2 separate regions of the Homo sapiens genome follow, and region 2 is linked to region 1. A link is a loop called in an ENCODE intact Hi-C map of the cell type or tissue named here. Cell type or tissue: endothelial cell of umbilical vein. All regions are shown on one strand.

Region 1 (8,000 bases):
TTCACTTTTGAGGGCAACAGGTGTGTTTCCTGTTTAAACTCTGTAAGAGGAAAGTGATGGTTTCCTCTCTGGAGGTTCTGATCTTGGAGGCATCCTCTTATGAAATCCTTAAGTTTCATTCCTCACCGGCTCTGCCCAGATGGCATAATTCAATGGGAGGCCTAAAGCTGCACTGATCAATAAAGTGGCCACTAGACACATATGGCTATTTCAATTAATGAAAGCTAAATAAATGACTGTTCGGTTTTTCCATTATACTAGCCACACATATGTGTTCGATAGCCCCATGCAGCTCGTTGCTACTGTACTGAACAGTGCAGCTATATAATCTTTCCATTACCTCAGTGGAGTGTGATAATAAAAAAAAATTAAATAAATAAATAACATTTCCATAATCACCAAAAGTTTTATTGTTTGGTGCTAATATAAAAGTTAGCCTGCCCACCCCAGATTCCCCTATAAGCCAGGGCTTTCCGATTTACACCCCTACTTCTAACACTGCCTGGCCCAGCTTCTCACTGCCCCAGACCTCCCAGTCATTTCCCCACCCGCTTGAGGGCTCAGGAACAACCTGCTTCTCTTTCTCTCCATTTAGTTCCTCCCATCAACCTTGAGGATGTCAACATCCACACAGACAGTTGTCCCACACCCTGGTCACACAGTTCCCCAATTCCTAGACTCAAATTGATTTGTGCAACATATTTTTATAGAGCATCTACGTTTCTATAGAGCCCCTACTCTGTGCAGACACTGCCCGAGCCATGGGGAGGGCATATATTCACGGTCCTCACAGGGCTTCCAACCTAGTCGGGGAGGTGGACGATAAACCAGTGGACAGATAAATCACGTGACAAAGTAGGGTAAGGAATAGAGAGCTATGGGTTGGAATAGAGGGCTGTTTAGATGAGGTGACTGGTGATTCTTCTGAGTCCTGGAGGGAGGGAGGGAGTCATGAGAGGACCTGAAGGAAGTAATTCTGAGAAAACAGCAGAGCAAATGTCCTGAGGAGAGCCTGACTTGCATGAGGACAGCCTCCCATTTGGCAGCCATCTCACTCAGCCACTCTCACATCTGCTTTCCAAACTCACCCACCCTCTTGTCCTTCCACCCTGCTGCTGCCTTCCACATTGTCCTGCCCTATTTGCACATCCTCCAGACGTGTAGGTGGTGAGGTAACTGAGGCTCAGCAGAAGTGCCTAATGCCCCTTCTTACAGAGTCCTTTGAACCCTGCCCTCATGCCCCCTCCCCACAGCTTCCTCAGCTTCTCCCCCTTTCATGGCTCATTCCCACCAGTATTCAAACTGGATTCTAGGCTCTCCCACCTGGAATTACAACTAAGCAGAAAACCCATCTAAACTCCACATCTTCCTCTAGCTCTCAATTCATGCAAAATGCATTGAAAGTGATGGCAATATAGGTGTGTTGGTTATATTATTTAAACATTTCCTTTTTTAAAAAAATGTTTAAGACTTTTTTTAGAGTAATTTTAGGTTTGCAGCATAATTGAGCAGAAGGTACAGAGTTTCTATATGCCCTCTGCCCCTAAACATGCATGGCCTCCCCACTATCAGCATCCCCCCTGGGTTGGTGCATTTGTTACAATTGATAATCCTGCATTGACACAGCATTAGCATTAGCACCCATGCTTCTTCTTCTTCTTATTATTATTATTTTTAGAGACAGGGTCTTGCTCTGTTACCCAGGCTGGAGTGCAGTTGTGCAATTGTAGCTCACTGCAGCCTCAAACTCCTGGGCTCAAGTGATCCTCCCACCTCAGCCTCCTGAGCAGCTGGGGTTAACAGGCACATGCCACCGTGCCTGGCTAATCTTTTTTTTTTTTTTTTTGTAGAGACAGGGTCTCACTATGTTACTCTTGGCCTCAAGAGATCTTCTTGCTGCAGCCTCCCAAACTGCTGGGATTACAGGCATGAGACACCATCCTCAGCCTAGTGTTGATATTCTCTGGGTTTGGACAAATGTATAATGATGTATATCCACCATTATGGTATCATATAGAATAGTTTCATTGCCCTAAAAATCCTCACTGTTCCACCTAAAAAAAAATTTATTTCCCCCCCAGTAAATAATTAACTCTTCCAAATAGCCATCTTCCACAGGCTGCTGGCACCGCCTCACTCCAAGCCCTCTTGCCTACTTATGCCCAACCCCTGGTCCTACAGGTGCTCTTGCTGAGGTCTGGCTTCTCCACAGCTGCAGACAGGAAGGTCCCTGCTTCTGCCAGAAACTGTGTCTTTCAGAACAAAGTACTCTGGTTTTCCTCCTACCTCTCTGACAGGCGCTTCTCCACTGCAGCATCCCCCTATTCTTCACCCCATCCCTTAAATGTCAGTGTCCCCAGGACCTTGTCCCAGCCATCTTCTCTCTCTACCCTCTCTTTGGCAGACTCACCTAAGTTGATGGCTTAAATTGTCATCAACATGCTGATGTTCTTAAATCCCTACCCTCTACTCTCAACCTTTATATCTGATTCCTAACTCAGCATCCCTAATTGAGTATCCTATAGGCATCTGAACTCAATGCATGCATAGTTTGGTTTGGGCCGCACTCAGTTTGAAGTGGCGTAGGTTGAAGAATGAGTGAGCATTAGATGAGAAGCGGGAGGGGGTGGGGGGTGTGGTGGGAATGAATGAAGAGAATGAAGCTGCAGGGACAAGCAGAGGCCAGGCCAGGCAGAGCCTTGAGAGTCATGTTAAGAATTCTGTCTTTATCCAAAGGTAATGGGAAGACAACGAAGAGTGTTAGGCAGATGGAAGAGGAAGCTATGATAAGATTCGCTTTTAGACAAGCCTATTATAGCTTCACAGGTCAAAGAGGAAAGTCCAATTTAACTTCCTCCCCTGTGGCTGAAATACGGGACTGTCCAGTCCCCTTAAGCCATGTGTAGTCATGGTCGGGTGCTGCCAAGGAGCTTTCACACACACACACTGATCTCTTCCTCAAGCCTTGCCTCCAGGAGTCAAGTGGGGCCAGGCCTGGGTCTCTGGGCAGTGACCGTGTGAGGTGCCACGTGCAGACGCCCATGAAAGACGCCTCCGGAAGGCAGATGAAGAGCTCAGCCCGAGGGCTTAGCAGATCATAGACATTAAACCGTAAGTGCAGCCGGCTCACTGCCCCTCTGACTCACAGGGAGTAAATCCCTCCTGGTCAGCACAGTTTTACATCCATTTAGGAAAAGGCTTAGGAGAGCGGAAGTCCCAGAATGCCACCCACCCCAACAAGAGAGAGATTTAAATCCCACTGCCATTGAGGGCCCAGAGTTTTTTTAAGAGATCAAGCCACTAAGATCCTGAGCCTTGGGCTATTTGTATGAGCCATATGCTCTCCATTCATCCTTTCACAGGAGATGGCCCACACAGTCTCGGCCCTCAGACCCTAGACTCCTTCCTGAGCCCCCACCCACCCATGGCAGGGCAGCCAGGACCTTCATGGAACCTCAAACCCGGCCTTTGGGTGAGGGGTGAGGGAAGAAGAAAAATGGATCCACTATGCCTTTGGAAGCAGGGCTGATGTCACCGTGTTGTGGTTTTTTGGCAATAACAGCAACCAGGATAATCAGGTGTTCGTGGGTGCCCCTCCTCCCTGTGCAGGCCCTGAACTGCAGGACGTTAGGCAGACCTCACCCCATCTTCACATCATCCCCATGGGGAAGGGCTCACCACCCCCCTTTTCAGCTGGAGAAACGGAGGTTCAGAGAGAGCAGGAAACATGGCCACATACGCTAGATGGCGGCAGAACCAAGGTCTGAACCTGATTTTCCTGAATTCCCAACTCCTTTTCCTTTGCCAAGACCCTCAGCAGTGGATGAGGGTCACTGTGTGGCTGGAAAGCAAAGCTGCTCCTGCCTCCAGCGGAACAGAACCACAGTGCAGACCCAGGAAGGATGGCCGAGGTAGGGGTAGTGAGGAGGCAGCAGATGGGGAAGGAAGCTACAGAGGGGGCTCCACGTTGAGACCTGCAGGGGCCTGACAGTACTGTCCAGGGCACAGCCCAGAGTCAGCTCTCAAGGGAGAAGTGCCTCCCTTGGCAAGAAAGAAGGGCAATCGTGTGGTCAGGAGGCCAACTTTGGCAGCAGGCCAGGAGGAGTAGGAATAAAGTTGGAAGGCTGAGAGCTGGGAGAACAGAACAAAACCAATAACAGCCAAGAGGAAACAGACTCACTCTGCAGCCATTTAGTACACAGAGACACAAAGCAGCAGAAAATAGGGGCTGGTCTTTGTAAAAGCAGCTGCTGGGCGGAATCATTGTTCTGTGTGCATGCCTTGGCTGGGGTGAGGCAGGGAAGGCTTCCAGGTTCAAAGAAGTCTTCACAGTGTGCATGTGTGAGGGTGACCATGTGCATAGTGTGTGCCCGTGAAGTCACATATGTGGCATGCGGTATGTGTGTGAGTGTGACCGTGTGTGTGAACAGGACTTCTAAGAAAAGGAGCAATCCTAAAGAGAGAAAGCACTCTAAGACTGTAATCAGAAGGGGTCTGGTCATTTTCTTATTTGTTCGTATAGCTTGACACCTGCGTGTCAATAATGAAAGTAATTTGGAAAAATAAATTGTCAGAGGCTTGGCTGAAATGTTCACAAGGAGGCGTCACCCTGTTGACTGTCTGACTGTGTGTGCATTCTCATGGATGCAGAAAGGCCCAGAACCACATTCCCTGTCCTTTTCCCCCAGCCTCAGTTTAATAAATATTTTACTTCCTTGAAATGTATGTGTTCATCTTTTCCCACTTTAACACCTCATGGGCTGGATTTCAACAAAGTCTCCTCCCCACTAAGAGTCAGAGCCCAGCTGTGCCCAGGCTCATGCGCGGGTTTGGGAATGAGACTGTGGACTTCTGAGGAAAAGTGAGACGGAGGTGCCGCCAAGCCCAGGCTGCTGAGTGGGGTCCCTGGGCACCCCAAGGGACTTGTGCTGAACCCCAGTTCTTACAGAATAGACAGTTTTGAACAGATTTTCCTCCAGTCTAAGTAAATCAGGAACCTACATTCTAGTGTTGGGAAGCCACTAGCAGGCCGTGTGACTTACTCATGCCCCTGAGCCATTTCAGCATCTGTCAAATGAGTTGACTTGGACAGTTTCCCAGTGTGTGCTCCATGGAGTAGGAATCCCACAAGACAGTCCAAAAAACTGTGGATTTTTTAGTTGTTTCTGAGAAGCCCTGCATAATTTATCCCTCTCTTCAAGATTCTCACAGTGCCTATTTGCATAACAAAGGTTCTAAAAGTTCTGCTGTAGAGACATCTGTTGAAAATGGTCTAAACCAGGGTTTTCCACGTTTTGGTGGCCCTGGAACCCCATTTCACTCAACAGCCATTCACGTTTCCCAAAATTAGAGTTCAGGGGACTTGCTGGGCCGATGACATCTGAGGCTCCTTCCAGTTTAACAGCCTATGGTTCTGGCAACCCAACCCGCATGGGTTGTTCAGAGCAGGGCCTCTGAGGGTTTTGATCTGTTTGCCTTCCGCTGAGTAGGACTAGGCTCCAGAGAGAGTAATTATAGGCTGGGTGTGGTGGCTTCTGCCTGTAATCCTAGCACTTTGGGAGGCCAAGGTGGGTGGATCACTTGAGGTCAGAAGTTTGAGACCAGCCTGGCCAACATGGTGAAACCCTGTCTCTACTAAAAATACAAAAATTAGCCAGGCATGCTGGTGCACGCCTGTAATCCCAGCTACTCGGGAGGCTGAGGCAGGAGAATCGCTTGAACCCGGGAGGTGGAGGTTGCAGTGAGCCAAGATTGCGCCACTGCACTCCAGCCTGGGTGACAGAGAGTCCATCTCAAAAAACAAACAAACAAATAAACAAAAGAGAGTAATAACCTCTCCCAGAGCAGCAGTTGCCACTGGGATACTGGAAGTAGAGGCTGTAACTCTTATTTATATTCAGGGTTTTTTTTTTTTTTTTCTAAAAATAAGAAATCAATTAAACTTTAACATACATATTTATAACAGCACATGTATGTGATTTGTAAGTAAATATGCATGTATTAGAGGTACAGTTTCAAAAACTTGTCATTGACAGCAGCGCATGTTCAAAAATGTTTGGGGACTGACCTAGAAAATGTGCCTCAAGATATTAATTTATATTCAAAACCACTAGTTTATCTGATGCTTAGTAGAATGGAAAATAAATGTGTAACATGCCACACATGGTGTTTATATCTTAGCTGCTTGTTCTTTTCTTATCTCCATGTCTAACAGTCCTTATGTCTACTTCAGGCCTGGAGTATGATGCTTCGTATGTCAATTCAAAATAAACTTCCTAAGGAACTTAGATTTGTAATGTAATGATTTTGAATGCAGATCCTGGGCTATTATTTCTTGGGAATGTCTCCATTACATCATGAAATTGCATTCACTGTTGTTCACACATATATTTCTGATAATTAAGCAAATTTCTGAACACCTCTTCTAAGATTCAAAACAGTAAAATGAAACCCAATATCATTATAAAGTTATTCTCTGGCAAATAATTTAAGGAAGACAACTCCCGTATGCATTTTTTTCTTAATAGTTCAGGCTAGGTTCCTATATACAGTTCTCCCCAAAATACTTGAGTGTAATTATTTAGCAGGTCATCGGTTGTAACCCTGAGAAACAAAGCAGCACAATGTGATTTGTACAGAGAATGATTTTACCCACTACGTCTCCAACTATTTATATCTGCCTCAAATCAAAATGCTTTGGCTGAACGCAGGCATCCGAAGGAAGGCTCATCCCAGTCTAGTTCTGCTCTCAATGCTTGTGACACATAGAGTATGTGTGCCCAGGGAGAGGCTGCGTTCAGTGAAGTAGCTGGGTTCTCATTCTCATAGGGCGATATCTCAATAGGACCTTAGCCCCCTGGGGAGCCATCCCACTGTGCCACTGCTGCTGCTACTATGCAGGGTAACCTCCCTCCTTTCCCACCTATGACTTTACCTTGGCTTGGGCATTTCCACCTGCCCTGTCCATCGCTTCCTCTTGGGTTTTCTGCTCTCCACGAGAACCATCAAGCAAAACAAGAACAAAATGAGTCTTGTAAAATAAGGCATTTTGTGGACATCTGTGAGGCAAAAAGCTGCTTTCCAGTAGCCTGTGGCAGAGCAAATCCCCCCTGGCTTGACCATTGATCCATCTGCTGCCTCCTGACGGGCTGCTCTGAGGGGCTGTGAGGGCAAGGCTGGCCAGGCTAGTTGTCCCGATTTACTATTTGATACTGACGCCCCACTCACCCCCTCCACTCCGGGCCATGACACAAACACCAGGCTTTGCCCTCCCTGCTGATTAGTGATTGGCCATTAGTCGAGAAGTTTGTCCTCATGAAATTCTGCTTCCACTGAATCCTAGAATAGCTTTGGCTAAAGCTGTTATATAAAAAATTAAATCTCTTGAACATGCCAGCTTTGTGCTGAGATTATTGGTCCATCTTCTGGCTGCATAAAACCAGTCTGTCCCATCCACCAGGGGGTCAGCTCGGATTCCAAGTAGATTTGCAGAGAGGACTTGGTGGACATTTAGATGGGTACATAAATGTGTTCAGGAAATGCTGAGTAAACATGAATGACCTGTTTCCTTAGGGTTGATTTATTTATGGAGCTAAGAGAATATGCTTTGCCTATGAGCAAGGATACTTCCTTTCTCACAAATATAGATCAACTTTTTCCAGTGAAAACATCAAAGCATAAAATACATTTTTAGTTTCAAGGATGACATTAATCATAGAATTCATGATTATGTAAGCTTTTCTTCCTACCATAAGCATTAAATTAACTTTGGCCTTTAACCCTAAAATGTATAAAATCAATCATAAATTAGGCTTTATTCCTATCCTGGGATATGGAATTAAGCACATTAGAATTGTAGAGATACATGTGGTTATGTCTAACCTACTGAACAAAATAGAATATGTTTAAAAACTACTCATTGCTTGCTATGTCCTGGCAATGGAAAATTTCATGGTAGAAACATAGGGAGATGAGGACAGAGATCAGGAGGTGGGATAGCC
Region 2 (8,000 bases), 330 kb before region 1:
CCATTCTGTGGGTTGTCTGTTTATTCTGATGTTTATTTACTTTGCTGTGCAGAAACATTTTAAATTCAATTAGATCCCATTTATTTTTGTTTTTATTACATTTGCTTTGGGGTCTTAGTCATAAATTCTTAGCCTAGGCCAATGTCCAGAAGAGTTTTTTCCTAGATTTTCTTCTAGAATTTTTATGGTTACAGGTCTTAGATTTAAGTCTTTAATCCAATCCATCTTGAGTTGATTTTATATAGGGTGAGAGACAGGGATCCAGTTTCATTCTTCTTCATGTAGCTATCCAGCTTTCCCAGCACCATTTATTGAATAGGGTGTCCTTTCCCCAATATATGTTTTTGTACGCTTTGTCAAAGATCAGTTGGTTGTATTTGGCTTTATTTCTGGGATCTCTATTCTGTTTCATTGGTCTGTGTATCTACTTTATACCAGTACTGTGCTATTTTGGTTACTGTAGTCTTACAGTATAATTTGAAGTCAGGTAATGTGATGCCTCCAGATTTGTTCTTTTTGCTTAGGGTTGCTTTGGCTATTTGGGCTCTTTTTTGATTCCATATGAATTTTAGGATTGTTTTTTCGAATTCTGTGAAAAATCATGTTGATTTTTTGATAGGAGTTACATTGAATCTATAGATTGCTTTGGGCAGAATGGTCTTTTTCACAATATTGATTCTTTCAATCCATGAGCATGGGATGTATTTCCATTTGTTTGTGTCATCTATTATTTCTTTCAGGAATGTTTTGTAGTTCTTGTAGAGATCTTTCACCTCCTTGGTTAAGTATATTCCTATTTTATTATTACTTTTTTGCAGCTATTATAAAAGGGATTGAGTTTTTTATTTGATTCTCAGCTTGGTCCTTGTTGGTGTATAACAGTGCTACTGATTAGTGTACATTGATTTTGTAACCTGAGGCTCTACTGAATCAATTTCCTATCTAAAAGTCTTTTGGAGGAGTCATTAGAGTTTTCTGTATCATTGGCAAACAGAGATAGTTCAGCTTTCGCTTTTCCAATTTGGATGCCCTTTATTTCTTTGTCTTGCCTGATTGCTCTGGCTAGGACTTTCAGTACTATGTTGAATAGAAGTGATGAAAGTGAGCATTCTTATCTTGTTCCAGTTCTTAGAGGGGATGTTTTCAACTTTTCCTCATTCAGTATAATGTTGGCTCTGGGTTTTCCACATATGGCTTTTATATTTTTTTAATTTATTTAATTACTTATTTATTGTTGTAGAGACAGGGTCTCAGTTTGTTGCCCAGGCTGGTCTGGAACTCCTGGCTTCAAGCAATCCTTCTGCCTTCAAGCAATCCTTCTGCCTTGGCCTCCCAAAATGCTGGAATTACAAGTGTGAGCCACTGTGCCCAGGCTTTTATTATTTTCGAGGTAGGTTCCTTCTATGCCTAATTTGTTGAGAGTTTGTATTATAAAGTAATGCCTGATTTTAATGCTTTTTCTGCATCTATTGAGATGATCATATTGTTTTTGTTTTTAATTCTGTTTATGTGGTGCATTACATTTATTGACTTCCATATGTTGAACAATCTCTGCATCCCTGGGATGAAACCCCTTGATCGTGGTTAATTACCTCTTTGATGTGTTGTCGGATTCGGTTTGCTAGTATGTTGTTGAGGTGCCAAGGAATTTAAATTTTTCCATAGCATGCTTTCAAATCTTGTTAACTCAGAGTCTGCAGGCATTCCCTCACTGATCAGTGACTTCTAAAGGCCCAAATTCATGTCTGCACATCAACTCATTAACAAGGTCTCAATATGAAATAACTCCAGTTCCAGGGCTGCAAAGTACAGCCAACACTGAACAGGTTCCTAATGTAGAGATCTGATTCTCCAGCCACAAACCTGTGTGCAAAAACATTGCATCTCTTTATTTTATTTTATTTTATTTTATTTTATTTTATTTTATTTTATTTTATTTTATTTTTTTTCAGACAGAGTCTTGCTCTGTCGCCAGGCTGGAGTGCAGTGGCATGATCTCGGCTCACTGCAACCTCCGCCTCCTGGGTTCAAGCAATTCTCCTGCCTCAGCCTCCCAAGTAGCTGGGACTACAGGCACGTGGCACCACGCCCAGCTAATTTTTGTATTTTTAGTAGAGACAGGGTTTCACCATGTTGGCCAGGATGGGCATCTCTTTATTTTCTATAAATCAACTTAATCTTGATTCTGAGTCCCCTTCTTGCTAAACAGGGAGGAAATTTCAGTTCTGGCATTTTTTTTTAATTTTTTGAGACAGAGTCTTACTCTGTTGCCCAGGTTGGAGTACAGTGGCACGATCTTGGCTCACTGCGACCTTTGCCTCCCAGGTTCAAGGAATTCTCATGCCTCAGCCTCCTGAGTGGCTGGGATTACAGATTACACCCAGCTAATTTTTGTATTTTTAGTAGAGATGGGGTTTTGCCATGTTGGCCAGGCTGGACTCAAACTCCTGACCTCAGGTGATCCTCCCACCTCAGCCTCCCAAAGTGCTGGGATTACAGATGTGAGCCACCACGCCCAGCCCTCAGTTCTGGCATCCTTGGGGCTTCCTGCCCTACCCTATCCCTAGAGTTATATATTGGTTCTGAGGGCTCAGACAACACATTTCCAAGAAGCAGGTAAAGGGAAAGGTTGCCTATTATCACTGACCATCCGGTCATATAGCTTGCGCTGATCCTTTTTGTGGCTCCCTCAGGTCCAGAAGCTCTCTTCTGCTTCTCAACCAACCACACTGTGGGAAAAGGCAAGTTTTGTAGGACTGGAAACCCTGTTGCTCAAGCCTTCTCTTTCTAGATACACCTATAATCATTCTTCTCCAAGGCTCTGCAAAGGAGCGGGGCCTGGAATCCCAAACTCTAGGGTAATGTCCAATACATTGCTTCACTAAGCAGACAATCCCAAAGGAAGCATTAAATTAGTACATGTGGCTGGATAATGTTTTGATAAATTAATTTTTTTAGAGCTTGATGACAGAATGGACATACCAAATAAGGGAAAAATCAAAGATGACTCCAATCTTTCTGTTCTAAATAGGAAGTCCTCTAACTTTCTGATCATCTCCAGGAACTCTAAGCCTGTTATTTTATGCAAAACAAAAAAATCAAAAATGTGTATATGGGATCATTTCCCCTGAATAGTGAGAAGTTGAATGTATTTTTGTTTAAACATAAAACTAGAATTCTCCATAATTTTACAGCTGAAAACTGAGCCATATATATGGTCACTAGGTGGAGCTAAAAACCAGATAATCCAAACTCTCATTGCTTTGGTAACCAAGAAAGTGGGTCAGTGAGTCAGGTTCTTCTATTACACATGTGTGTGCCTATTCCAAATGTTGGGTTTGGCCCCGCTTCACCAAACTCATAATAATAGAGGTCAGCCTAACCTACCACGTAATTAAATAACAGTGACTAGCAGGGTACCTCTGCCTATCCAGCTTTTATATAAGTTTCTTTACTGGAAAATACTAAAGATTGAAAGGAAAACAACTGCTTTCTGAACGCTACTGTCAAGGCACAAAGGTTTTCAGAGATAATAACTCTGTTTCTGTGTGCAATACAAATTTAATTAAAAAATTAATTCTACTGTTTGAATTATGTGGAACACTATCTTTTCACTTGATAATACAATTTTGTGTGTGTATTGTGCCTTACATATATACATATATATATACACACACACATATGTATATTTTGAGACCAAGTCTCACTCTCTCACCCAGGCTGGAGTGCAGTGGCATGATCTCTGCTCACTGCAACCTCTGCCTCCTGGGGGTTCAAGCGATTTTCATGCCTCCCTAGTAGCTGGGACTACAGGTGCCTGCCACCACGCCTGGCTAATTTTTGTGTTTTTAGTAGAGACAGGGTTTCACCATGTTAGCCAGGCTGGTCTTGAGCTCCTGACCTCAAGTGATCTGCCCACCTCGGCCTCCCAAAGCTCTGGGATTACAGGCATGAGCCACCACACCCGGCCTAATCCTCACAGTTGTATGAGGTAGACATTGCTATCATCTCCATTTTATAGATGAGGAAACCAGCTCAGCGATAGGTTCAATAACTTGCCCCAAGCCTCCCAACCAGTAAGCCAAAGAACCAGGCTGCGAGAGGGTGTGCAATGCTGGAACTTGCCAGCAGAGGCAGGAAATCTTTGTTCTAATCCAAACTGGGATTTAAGTGTGTCAGACCTTAAGGGGGAAAAAAATCACCCTTCAAGTCTTGAGTTTTCATTTGAAAAATGAATAGTTGGTCCCTATGGTGGTGCACTTTAAACTTAAATGCAGTCAATCACCTGGATTGCATTGAAATGCAGATTCTAATTAAATAGGTCTGGCATGAACCCAAGATACTGCATTTCTAATAAGCTCTGGGGCCATGACGATGCTGTTGTTTGGAGGACCACGCCGAGAACCCTTCCTCTTATGGGAGGCTAATAACTAACTTCTGCAAAGGAAAAATATCTCCCCAAACTAAGAAAAGGGCAAACCATATATCTGCATCGATGTCTGCAATTTGAGATATTCACTGACAGCTATCTATTTGAAAGCAGAACTTTGTTGCTTGGTACAGATCTGTATTTGACATCATTCTATGCTTCTAAATTAATTGGAGTCTATCAGATCCTTTGGGAGAATGAAGCTTTGTTATTCCAGTCATCAGCCACCAGTATATCCTTATCATTTGTGTTTTAGGCCAGTTGTTTTTTATTCTTGATTGATAGCACACTTGGCATCTCAGGCAGAATCACCCCACATTTCCTATGTAGCATCTGATATGAAGCTGATGCTTTAAGTCTTTGCAACATGAAACCATCATTTTTACCTAATTACAGGCATCCTGTTTCCCAGGCAAATAACCTCTCTCTATACTGGATCACTCTTACTTCTTTGCAGATATCACTTGCTTGCTAGGGAGTTATTAAGTAAATGATAGCATGTGCTGAAGATCAATTTGTTTGAGAAATTTGCATTTACTCTATGTAGTACTTTACAATTTACAGAAGCATTTTCACCTATGTTAACTCATTTCATCTTTAAAAATGTAGTGAATTGGATAGGGAAGATATTATCTTTCTTATTGCAGATGAAAAGACCAGAAAGTTGTGACATACAGGAACACAACCAGTGTCTCCTGACTTTAAGTTTCAAGCACTTCTTACTGCACCACATTGCTTTCCTACTCATGGTTCAATGAGCGTATCATTTTGTGAGCAAAGAGCATGCCTAAGTTGTACATTAAAAATAGGGTGGCTAGGCGTGGTGCCTCATGCCTGTAATCCCAGCACTTTGGGAGGCCAAGGTGGGTAGATTGGCTGAGTCCAGGAGTCACAGACCCGCCTGGGCAACATGGCGAAACGCATCTCTACAAAAAAATACAAAAATTAGCTGGGCATGGTGGCGCACACCAAGATCACGCCACTGTACTCCAGCCTGGGTGACAGAGTGAGAACCTGTCTCAAAAAGAAAAGCCAGGTTGAGGGAAGAAGGAAGTGGAACGAGCTTGGGATCACCTTAGAAAAAACAAGGAAATAAGAGTAATAAATCAAGGCAAATTAATGGCCAGGGAAAATCTTAAGTTTCTGGTGACATATTTCAATACTCCAGGTTTTGGTTCTATAGAATCATAATCTCAAATATCATTGACTCACTTCTAGAATGGATATCTTAAATTGGGCCCTAGTTTTAGGCTCATATAAAGCACATTCAAGTCTAGTCCATTCAATCTATTCAAACATCTACTAAACTTTCTCTGTGTGAGGAATTTCAGGAGATACAAAGATTAAGGCACATTCTTGAACCATAAAAAGCCTATTATTAGTAGGGAGGGCTTACTTTAATTATTCATGTATTGGTTCACTTAAAAATATAGTTTAGCACCTTGCTATGTGCCAAACACTATCCTAGGTAGACAAGAACAACAATGAACAAGACAAGGGCCCTGACCTCAAGGACTTTACTTGGCCAGTATAGAATACGGGAAAAATAGTGGGGCCGCTGCCCAAGTTACCAAAGAATCACAGTGAAGGGTATCTATCCCAATCCTGAAGAGTCAAAACACAGTTCCCAGGAGGAAGGGACATTTAAGCTGGGCCAAGTTAGGGTAGGGGAAGGGCCATAAATGCAAAGGCCTAGGGGCTATGGTGAGCTGGTAAATGTTTAATAACTCTCTAGAGAGAAGCAAGAATGCCCTAATTTGTAGATTTTGCCAGTTTCCTTGATTTACTCCCACCATGACCTCACTGAACATGCAATTGGGAAGAGACATGCACCATACGCTCTCACACTCCCACACAAATCAACTCTAGAACACCACTGCTTACAGATAAAAGTATGGTACTTCTGGGCAATGTCAAGCCCATCTATAGAATGGGAACTGTGTGTGTGTGTGTGTTTGGGGCAGTGAGCAGGGGAGGGAGTGGAGGTAGAAAAGGGAATGGTGGGAGGGAAGGCTAGGGAGGGAGGGAACATGCCCACATGCCACTTTAAAGAGTTTGGACTTTATCTGGGGCTGTGCAACTTCATCAAGTAAACATGAGTCACTGAGGTAAATATGGAGTCATTGAATGGTTTTAAGGAAGGGGGTGACCTTGTTGAGAGTGATACCTATTGTTTACAGCAATAGCCTATTTTTCCCTTCTAGAGAAAGAGGATTTTGTCTGTTTTCATCCCAGCCATATCTCCAGTCCTTAGAACACAGCCTGCCATAACGTGACCTCTCCACAAGAAACAAGAGACTGCTTCCAGTGCTCTGGAGTATGAATGAGAAGTCATGAAGTCAACCTAGAGAGTGGAGACAGTGAGTGAGATAATATCTATAGCAAAGGGAGCAAGGAACTAAAGCAGCCACTGTCAGCTAACTTGAAGTCAAAGGGTTGATTCAGGGATTTTTTAATATAAAAGAAATGTGGCCAGGCATGGTGTCTCATGCCTGTAATCTCAGCACTTTGGGAGGCTGAGGCAGGAGGACTGCTTGAGCTCAAGAGTTCTAGACCAGCCTGAGCAACATGGCGAGACCCTGTCTCTATTAAAAAACAAAAATAAATAAATAAAAGAAATAAGTCAGGTGCAGTGGCTCACACCTGTAATCCCAGGACTTTGGGAAGCCAAAGCGGGTGGATCACCTGAGGTTGGGAGCTCACGACCAGCCTGACCAACATGGAGAAACCCCATCTCTACTAAAAATACAAAATTAGCCAGGCATGGTGGCGCATGCCTGTAATCCCAGCTACTCGGGAGGCTGAGGCAGGAGAATCGCCTGAACCCAGGAGGCGGAGGTTGTGGTGAGCCGAGATCATGCTATTGCACTCCAGCCTGGGCAACAAGAGCGAAACTCCATCTCAAAAAAAAAAAAAAAGAAAAGAAATAAATATAAAAGAAATTTGATTACATTTAAGTGACTATGACAAAAAGCCAGTGGAGAAAAGAGGGAATAACTGATTAAACAAACTTTACTAATGCTTTAAAAATAATATTAAATGCATTTAAATAACTATATACCACACAATTTAATTAAAAAATAAATAGAAATTTAAACTACAATTTAATTAATATAAACAAATTTAATAAGATTAAGCACATTTTATTAAGGCTAAAAAGCCATGGAATTGCTTTGAGAGCAAGATCTTTGTCTGTTTTACTCACTGCTATATCCCCGGTACCTAGAACAATACCTGGAACATAGCAGATGCTCAACAAATATTTGCTGATTGAATGAATGTATGACTGGATAAAAGTAACCATTCATTGGGCACTTACTTTGTGCCAGGATCAAATGATTTTCATGCATATTATCCTCAATTCTCACAACAGCCTTAGGAGGTAAACGATTATTTTCATTTACTAATGAGGAAAGAGAACTTTAGTGAGATTTAGAAACTTGCTCATAATCACACAGCTACTGAGTGACAGACATGGAACTTATTCCAGGTCAATCTAAATCAAAGCTATGCTTTTAAGAGCAACTGTGATTTTAAGTGTCTGGATTTTTTTTTTTTTTTTTCTGAGACA

What was found. Peaks named below come from ENCODE experiments on the same cell type or tissue, not always from the same donor. Only the 100,000 strongest peaks of a DNase experiment are listed, where the experiment ranks them.
Region 2: a loop joins it to region 1, with 6 times the contacts of the local background. A loop is called at or near these places in 3 of 110 quality-filtered maps.

Annotation. Positions count from the first base shown.
Region 1 is chr6:89,308,119-89,316,118 of GRCh38, forward strand. It overlaps GABRR2 (gamma-aminobutyric acid type A receptor subunit rho2), which reads right to left and starts at 7,181. Exons shown (of 9, transcript NM_002043.5): 1 at 6,935-7,181. The coding sequence starts at 7,047. In endothelial cell of umbilical vein, a CTCF peak has its summit at 3,757 (motif pointing right); a DNase peak (open chromatin) is centred at 4,153; H3K27ac peaks cover 2,068 bases.
Region 2 is chr6:88,979,621-88,987,620 of GRCh38, forward strand. No RefSeq gene overlaps it. Among named protein-coding and RNA genes, the nearest start is that of RNGTT, 20 kb to the left of the region's middle. In endothelial cell of umbilical vein, CTCF peaks have their summits at 3,250 (motif pointing right) and 4,118 (motif pointing right); a DNase peak (open chromatin) is centred at 3,261; H3K27me3 peaks cover 140 bases.